Linked DNA regions of Homo sapiens: region 2 is linked to region 1. Evidence: chromatin contacts called from ENCODE Hi-C or POLR2A ChIA-PET data. All regions are on one chromosome and are shown on one strand. Each heading gives the region's core, a stretch centred on a gene start or an enhancer-like site at or near the end of the contact. The rest is flanking DNA. Distances are from core to core; before and after follow the strand shown. Region 1 has its middle 57 kb from the start of LINC02850. Region 2 has its middle 82 kb from the start of APOB.

The links. A loop is a pair of places that touch in the nucleus more often than their neighbours do. ChIA-PET counts read pairs that join two places held with the same protein, here RNA polymerase II (POLR2A).
Region 2: a map of HepG2 shows a loop between it and region 1 (2.6-fold over the local background). The contact joins two enhancer-like sites. A Hi-C loop is called at or near these places in 2 of 168 maps with a recorded cell type or tissue (HepG2 and mammary epithelial cell). POLR2A ChIA-PET finds 5 or more read pairs at or near these places in 2 of 52 experiments (HEK293 and Panc1).

The regions. Positions count from the first base shown.
Region 1 is chr2:20,914,598-20,919,150 of GRCh38, forward strand. No RefSeq gene overlaps it. Among named protein-coding and RNA genes, the nearest start is that of LINC02850, 57 kb to the left of the region's middle. Within about 2 kb of position 2,525, at least 3 of the 41 ENCODE cell types and tissues checked have a DNase peak (open chromatin) inside an H3K27ac peak, as active enhancers do.
Region 2 is chr2:20,960,181-20,964,733 of GRCh38, forward strand. No RefSeq gene overlaps it. Among named protein-coding and RNA genes, the nearest start is that of APOB, 82 kb to the right of the region's middle. RefSeq lists an enhancer at 2,874-2,923. Within about 2 kb of position 1,896, at least 2 of the 41 ENCODE cell types and tissues checked have a DNase peak (open chromatin) inside an H3K27ac peak, as active enhancers do.

The DNA of each region.
Region 1 (4,553 bases), core at 1,275-3,774:
CTCACTGTCGCTTATCTGAGCGCTGCTCTCAGGGCTGCATCCACATTCCTTTGTCACCCACTGTTCCTGGATGTGCCAGTGGCTTTTACTGTGTGCTCCTAGAAGTCTTTGAGGGCTCTCTCTGGTGGTAAGAGAAAGGCAGGCTGGAAGTGGAGGGCAATGAATGCCCTGGGAGCAGCCCTCAATCAACATGGTGAGAATACCCAGCTCTCCAACAGCGCTTCCAGAGATCACTGCCTGAGCAAATGAGTTGCACTCAAATCCTTGCCTTGCGTTCTGATCTTGAGTTCTCTTGTGCTTGAGAACTCCACGTGTTGCTCTATGCAGACACATTTTCAGCATGTCTTACTGTCACATGGAATCCCAACATGTGCTCATCACTACATGCAACACACCCATATCCCTGGCAACGGATGCCGAGATTGCCCATGGCCTGTCTGCTATCAGACACAATGCTGGGCCAGCCATGCTTGGCCACCTCTCCTTGTGGGTGGGTGAGGGAGGTGAGCTAGGCTCTCTGGGGCATACCCCCAGCTGTGGGATTGCTGGGGTTTAGAGAGTATGCACACTTCATCTCACTAGGTGTTGTCAGACTTCTCTCTAAAGGGCCTGCACCAGCCTATTCTCCCACCAGCAATGTGTGAGTATTGACTCCCTCTGGTTCGCAGGCTGGGTTCTCCAGAGACACTGAGAGGGTGGTTGGTGAACAAAAAGCTGATTATAAGGGGTCAGCACCTATGAGGAAAAGCGGGAGGAAGTGAGACTGAGTAGTGGAAGAAGTTGAACTAGGAAGTGGGCACGGCAAAGCCTTGCTGACCCTGTGGAGCCCTGGAGTGAGTACTGCTGAGACGGCCAGGCTGTCATAGTCCATCTTTCCTCTGCTGCTGGGGCTGACCCACAGCGAGACTGTTTGCTGACTGCATGCCTTGTGCTCCCTTCTTTGAATGGGCATCTGGGGGATATCTCCCTGCCAATCTGACCTGTGAAGTGGGAACTCATTGTTATTTTCATTTGCATTTCCCCAATCATGGGTGAGCTTCAACATCTCTTTATGTGCTCATTAGTAAAGCTGATATTCAGCCAGCAGGAGCCAGTTGTTGAAATAGCCTCTGTCTGAGCCCCCAAATGCTCCTCCGCACTGGCTTCCCCAACGCAGCCCCTCCACTGGGACCCCTGCCCTGGGCCTCCCCATAATCCAGTATTCACAGGGGTGCCTGACCCTGAGGGGCACTCCCATGACCCTGCAACAGTGCTGCAGCCTGAGCCTGTTTGGATTAGTCAGCGTCTGTGCCATATCTGCTGTGAACTACTCAGAAAATCACAGGGAGTATTAGCTACTGATGCTTCCTCTCTGTGAATTGCCTATTTATGACTTGTTCCCGTCTTTGTATGGGGTGTCAAAGGCTCACTCTCAAATCACCCAGAAGGATGCTGTTTCAGGTTTCTGGATCTTGTTAAAGGTGGGTGTGGAGTGGGGAGGGAGGGGAAGTGAGGGCTGGGGAGGAAGGTCCCTAGGCTTGCATCCTACGAGAATCAGCAGGTCTTCTGGCTACAGACCAAGCAGATTCAAGGCCTAGAAGGTTGGACTGAGGATACTGGGTTCCTCAGGCGCAGGAGAGCTGGAGCCTGCTCCTGGGGAGGCTGGGAGCCTGGGCAATCAGTGCAATTCCTCAGAATTGCTCCTGCACACCTCCTGTGCAATGTTCCTGGCATGTGGGGAGGTGCCCTGCACTGCCTCCACCCAGGCCCAAGACACCTGCCTCCATTACTCTAGCAGGGTCCCACTAGCCTCTCTGCCAGCTCCAGGATCTCTCACAAATGCCCTTATTTACACTGAATCACCAGTAGCCGTCATTTCTAAAATCCAAATCTGAACACATCCCTTGAATTTTTAAAGCCTTTCAAAACTTCTCCTTTATCTATAGCATAAGATCCCTTGGCCCAGCACACAAGATCCTCCCTAATCTGGCTCCAAAACTCTCATCCCTGCCCCATCTCCTGTGCCCCACCCATCTCTCTCTGCCTCTCCATCTGCAAATAGCTCTAGTGCTCTGCACCCTGTGCCTTTGCTAATAGGCTTCCTTCTGCCTTGAATGCCTCCCCATCCTTCCCTCCTGGACAGTTCTGGCTCTTGGGTCCACGTCACCTTCTCTGTGAGGTTTCCCTGACTCCTAGTGGTCAAAATGAGTGGCCTTCTCCACAGGGCTTTCCCATGGTGTGAGTCCTGCGATCAAAGTTAAATAATTAACCAGGTGAAGAAAAAGAAGAACAAAGAAGTGTATTCTGGGAAGAGGGAACAGCAAGAGCAAAACCTGGGGTAGGAGAGAACATGGAAGATTTGTGCCCCAGCAGGTGGTAGCTCAGCAGGGCTGAATGGTAAAGTGTGTGAGTCGTGGATGTGTTAGGGGACCAGGTAGGAGCAGCCAGAAATGAAATCCAAGAGAGGCAGAAGCCGTGTGGTGGAAGTGTGACTTCCCTGCTGGTGATGGGGCGCCACAGAGTGAGTTATACAGGAAGAAGCCTGGCCAGCTTGTGACTGGGTTCATGTGCCTCCTATAGGGCTGGCCCTGCTCAGCAGATTACATAGCTGGAGCTTTTCCCAGAATCCTCCGACACGATGAGCTCCCACTGACACTGGGCACAGGCACTGGCCTTCCTCAGCTCCTGGAAACTTGCTGCTTTGTGAGTAGTTTTATTCCAAGAGTCCCGAGACTTCTGGTCCAAGGATAGCTGAACGCAGGTAAACTCTGGACTCACTCCTGAGGCTTCGGCTCCTATTAAAGTTGCCCCCTCGTCTTAGTGGGATATTTCTGAGAGGCAGCCAGTGGACCTGGAGACGCTCCAGCTTCACTGTTGGCTTCACTGTGGCTGGAGGGCTCCATGCCATTTGTGTTTTTGACCAGATGGACTGTTTGCTTCAAACAGCTTCCAGAACTCAGGCTCCAACCAAGAGGACGTGGCTGCCATTAGGATGGAAGTAAAGGACAGTGCCCCAGCCTGAGCCCAAAGACCCCCCCGCCCCGGGGAAGAGCTTGTGCTGTGGGGGCCCCACAGAAGCCTGTGTTTTCATTACGAAGCAACTTTAGGAGGAGTGGGTTTGGGGGGAAAAAGACGGTGGGGTAATAAGTCTGCAATAATGGATGCCATGTGGAGGGAAGGCAGAGTTACCCAGTGAAGGAATAGAAAACATGGTTTATATTTTCAACAGTTGGAGAAAGAAATGAAAACTGAATATTTGCTGCACCTGTGAAAACATATTTGATCATGACGGCAAGCCCAGCATTCTTAGTGTGGGATTCATATTTCATAACTCGTGTTCAAACAAGAAAAATGATTATAATGTTAAGTATTTCCTGAGTTTATTTTGATGGATGACAGAATAAGTACTGTATCTTTCACTCATTAAAATACAGATTGGTGTAATTTAATAAATGAACTTAATACACAGATGTTCCAGGCTGTTTTAGCAGGGTGTATATTAATCAACTTCTTTATATATGATCCTCTTTTATATTTTTGAAGAAACTTGCAGGAGCCAAGAATTTATTAGATTTGCATGCTGTAGGACGAGTATCAGATATCAGGTACATGCAGGAGTGTATTAAGATGAAACAGAGCCAGATCCACTGAGCAGCCCGGCCCCCACAAGGGTTGTCCCTGGGCTCCTGGCTGGCTCTCTGCGTTGTCTCAAAGAGGTCTCGGTTCCCTGCTGAACTCGCCTGCTGCCACTGCCTCGGGGCCACTCAGAGGTGCCTCTGAAGACCTGGGTGGGAATGGTGGCCTTGTATACTTTGGTGGCCCAGGTTGGGCAGTGGCCCTGTCATGGGTAGAAGCCTGCAGCCCAGCAGGGGCCTCAACGGCCCTTCTCAGGTTTTCTGGCCTCTCCCGAAAGCCTCTCATCCCAATGTTGCTGTCCCTTTTCTCATTCCCTCTCGGCAGCACATTCAGGGCTGATGCTTTGTTCAGTCTGAGCTTGTTTGGCAGGAGGGAAGCTTGTCTTGCTAACGAGAATACAAACTCCTGAAGGTAGGGGCTGTGCCTTCCTCATCTCCCACAGTCCCTGCTCCATGAATGTGGCTGATTTGTCCCCTGTCCTGAATCCATCAGAGAGCCAAGCCCAGTCTCCTGCTGGACCTGGCTTTGGAAGGGGAAACAGAGAGCTCGGCTTGGGCATCCTGGAGGGTTCTGGCTAGGAGTGGTCGGCAGGGTGAGGACGTTGTGCTAACTTAGCTCTCTGGCTGCGGACTGGCCCTGTGGAGAAGAAAGAAAGCACCAGAATGAGAACTTGACTTCAGCCACCCTCTCCTCTCCTTTGCAGATCCCGTTGAAAAGCGATATGGGGTCCTAGGAAAGTCTGTCTCTGGCTGGCAGTGGTTGTGTGGAGGGCTGGGGGAATGTCTTAGGCCAGATAACACATTTCTTGCAGCTGCTGTGTCCATGCAGAGCACACAGTTTTCTCTCAGAGCACCTTGCACACTCCTCGTAGTTCCAAAACTGCAGTTATCCTACCCGATGCACGCACTGGATAGGGACCCCTCCCAGGCCATCTCACC
Region 2 (4,553 bases), core at 646-3,145, 45 kb after region 1:
GGTGCACAGCTGTGGTTTCTTGCCCAGGCCATGTGGTTCATTAGAAGGCAGCTGGCTCCACTGTCAGCCTTGTTCCTACTCTGCCGAGCTCTGCAAGGGGTACTTCCAGGGTAGGCTCAGCCCTGATGCTCCTAGCCACATCTCCGTGGCACCTCTGGCAGGTCCAACTGCTCTCCAACTCTGTGTGCAAATGGGATAGGGACCCCTTCCACCCTCCAGCCTCAGGATCCCACTCCCTGGAGGCAGACCTCTTCTCTTTGTCCCTTAAAGAACCAGCTTCCAATTCCTTCCCAGCTAGGACAGAACCAGACAATTCTTCCTATGGCCTTGGTTTTCCAAGAGAAGGTCACCTTTGTCTCACCTGGTGATGTCTCCCCTGAAGCACAGAAGAGAATCACGAGTACTTGTTTCAAAGAAAATGACCAAAATCTGTCTTAGCTTCCCATCGCTGCTATAACAAGTCACCACAATTTGCTGGCTTCAAAAAACACACATGGATCTTACAGTTCTGTAGAAGTTTGACATGGGCTTCACTGGGCTAAAAGTAAGGTGTTGGCAAGGCTGTATTCCTTTCTAGGACTGATGTAATTCAACTCTGTGTCCCCACCCAAATCTCACATTGAACTGTCTGTGTCACCACCCAAATCTCACATTGAACTGTCTGTGTCACCACCCAAATCTCACATTGAACTGTAATTCTCAATGTTGCAGAAGGGGCCTGGTGCGAGGTGATTGGGCCATGGGGGCAGACTTCCCCCTTGCTGTTCTTGTGATAGTGAGTGAGTTCTTACAAGATCTGGTTGTTTAAAAGTGTGTAGCCACCTTGCACCTCGATCTCTCTTGCTTCTTCTCTGGCTGTGTAAGATGTGCCTGTTTCCCCTTCACTTTACGCCATGATTGTAAGTTTCCTGAGGCCTCCCCAGCCATGCTTCCTGTGCAGCCTGAGGAACTGTGAATCAATTGAAGCTCTTTTCTTTATAAATCACCCAGTCTCAGGTAGTTCTTTACAGCAATGCGAGAACAAGCTAATACAGGGATGAATTCATTCCCTTCCCTTTTTCACCTTCAAGTGCCTGTATTCCTGGGGCCCCGGCCCCTTCCTTCTTTTTTGAAGCCAGTAGCTGAGCATCACTCCAAACCGCTCATAAGGAAATGGCATTCTACTTGAGTAGCAGACAGGTGAGCCAACAAATACAATCTCATGTGGTAAGCGAAGAACAGGTTCAGGGAAGAAGCATGGTCAAAAAAGGGCCCAGTACCCTGGGTGAGAGAGGGATGGGTTCTCAGAGGGCTGCTACTCAAGCCAAGGCTTATCTTACCTCCTCTACCCAACTGTGGAAAAACTTGAAGAAGTAATTGGGTATAACTCATCTTCTTATTTTCCTTGATGCTAAATTCACTGCTTTGCAACCTGTAGACACCCAATAAATATCACTTGCAATGAACCAGTTCTCTTCTGAGTCATTTTTGTCTTCTGGGCTACAGTTGCAGATGGGAGATGAGAGAACAGTGCCAAGCTAGAGGGCTGAGCTAGCATCCTCAGGACAGAGCCCTAGCTTTAGGGCTTGGCAGATTTTTATTGTCATGCATTTTCTTCCCTTAGCAGAGATGAATTCCAGAATTGAGGCAGGAAGCTCTCTGTTTAGTTGTGGGACCTCACCAGGAATTCACCCCAGACATCAGGGAATTAGATTTAAAATCTCGCCCTTGCATTTAAGCAGGGCTTTAGGATCACTTGGGGGTTGATAATTGATAGATGTCTCCTCGTTTGAGTTTCTTCATAAAATAACATGCAGGGAGCAAGGGAATGAAATTGAGCAAGTGAAATACTTGGCAGAGTCTCAGGAAAGACGTTAAGAATAGATCTATGAGCTGTGCCCCATGGCGGGGGGGTTGCTTCTGAGTCGGGAGGTGCATGGGTTGGCGGCAGGAGGAAGCGTCATGGAGCCTCTGTTTCTGAGCCCATGTGTTGAGATTCCAGCCTCTAGTCAGAAAATTCCCCTTGCAGCTTCTGCCTGGTCCAGCCCCTGAGCCATGAGCATCTTCTGGTCCTCTTGCCTCAGATTGTTCCCCATTCACTCTTCCCATCTTCTCCTTCACACAAACTTCAGGATCAGGACCCACAGAGGTCTTGGGACCTGTAGGCTGCGGGAGAAGGCTGTGGATGTTTAAAACCACATGTCACCACCTCCTGGCAGGGGCTGGCTAAGGACAGGACTAAACTCTCAGTGGTGAGTTAATGTTTGCTGAGGGAATGAATGAAGGAATGACATAGGCAAAATGAAGCTAAATTATCCGTTAAGGTTATCTATGGTACTTTCCCTGGGCCATGATTCTCCCTCTTAGATGGGAGGAGCTCAGCTCCCTAGACCCCTCCTAAGCTCTTGCAGGGCCTGTAGCATCCAGGGATAACAGAGCAGAGGACTGGGGCAGCCTACTTTCTTTGAAGGGCCACTCTCCATGCCACCCTTTGAATCAGCACTGGTGACCAATTAGTAGAGTGTGATATGAGTAGTGGATGAAGACCTGTCTAGCATTAAAAAAAAGAGACAGAATTGAGAAATAAGGGTATTGCTTTGTAAAAATGTGCTGCTGTTTTGCACATGATAGACAGTATACTAAAAGTGGCTTGCAACGTTAAATGTATTTCTTACCATGGGTCAAGGTCAAAAAAGTTAGAGCATCCAGCATCTCAGAATTGCTGAGGGCTCTCATGCTCCCTGGGAGGAGATGCTAAGGTCTGACCAGGCAACTTCAATTGTAAAATAAAGATGCCTAACCATCCACAATGACCTCTTCCTGAGACCTTGGGGGCAAGTGGAGGAGGACTGGCTGGGAGTAAGAGGCCAGGGCTCTGAGCCTCCATCTGTGTGTACTTACTGTGAGCCTTGGGCACATTGCTAATTCCTCTTCCACCTGTTTTCTCCTCCAATGTGGAGGTTACATTGTGTCTGTGTGCACTGCTGCCCTCTGGTGGTGAGCTCTATACTTCACTGCAGCCACGGCATCCAATTTGGGTTTGTTGACTGGCTTGTGGCTGTCCAGATTTTCCCCTCTTCTTGTTCTCAAAAGGTGAGCCTTACCCCCAGGTGGAGTAGCATCCCACATGTTAAAAAAAAACTCACATGTGTTGTGAGTTTTCTGCAAAGGCCTCTGCTGTTCAAATGCGTTGCCTGGAGATACTCTCATGCGAGAATGTAAATCAAAGGGCAAGCTAATAGGGAACTACTTTGTAGCCAAAGTTTGATGAGGTCCACCTGCTTCAGGGTACGTAGCTGTATGCCAGGTACTCTTGATGCATCTGCCGGCTCTGAACAGTGTTTTATGAAGCTGTTGAGAGAGTGGGACCAGATGTTTAGAAAGAAGAGCTTGTCTTGTCACTTCCCTCAGCTTCTTCCTTTTTTGATGGTATCAGCAACTCTTTGCATTTCCAATTAAGACTCTAGTTAAATTCCCTTCAGCATTTGACTCAACCTCTTGCAAGAGGCAAGATAAGTGATTTAAAAAAAAAAAAAAAACTCTTACTTAAAGAGCATGTTGCATTGTTCTGAGATTTATTTCTAGTAAATCAAAGGGGGACTGAATGTCCCTTAGCATTGTCCTGGGATTGATAAAGGTCAATTGTCTGCAGAAATATGGACCTGAAGTCTCTCCAAGGTTAGAGGTTTCATATTCATGGTCAATGCATCTTCAAATCTCCCATAGCAAATTATCTTGGACCATTGCATTTAATAGGTGCTTAATAATTGTGTGTTAAAAGGTTGAATGGATGAATGAATGAGTAGAGTCTCAGAAATGGCCCTTCAGATGAAGTTTCCGAGCTATGAAGTAACAGTGTACAGTGCACCATGCATGAAGCACATCGGGCAAGGGAACTCCACTGTTACATGGTAGGATTGGTTGGCCTGGAATCAAGTCAGGATATTTAATCAATGAGGTTGAAAGACCCAAGTAAACATTTAGCAAAACTGGAGTCAAAGCACATTTCAAAACAATCATTTAGACTGTTAAGCTGCTATCTTATAGAGTTGGGGGCCCAAAGTAGGGAGTGTTTTATTTTTAAACAACTTGCTTCCCTTCTGACTTCAAGAATCCCCATGATGGTTTGGTTTTGAGGACATTACCAGTCAACCGCAGCCAAGAAGTGATTAGCAAATGCCTGCTCCACAGACGTGGGTCTGACTTCTGGGCTAAGTTCAAAGCAGAGCTCTTAGTTTAATAATGATACAGGATTCACTTTCCTTGAAAACTTCCTATGCTGGAACCATTTTGAGAAAAACAGAAATAATCATGGAAATTTGGGGGCACAAATGAAGACAGGGAGGAAACATTACATGCATATCTGAGTACTTGTCTACAACCCTCACAATGCATCCTGGAGAAGATGTCCCTCCCTTATTCTCTTGATAGGAAATGGCCACTGTTTATAATGAGGCAGAACAAAGCAGGGGCTTACTTCCCCCCCGATGCCAATCAATATGCTGAGAGCTGGCTCCAGTGCTCCCAGAGCCATGGATCAGTGTTACTGCCTTGAAAATCGCTTATTGCTGTGT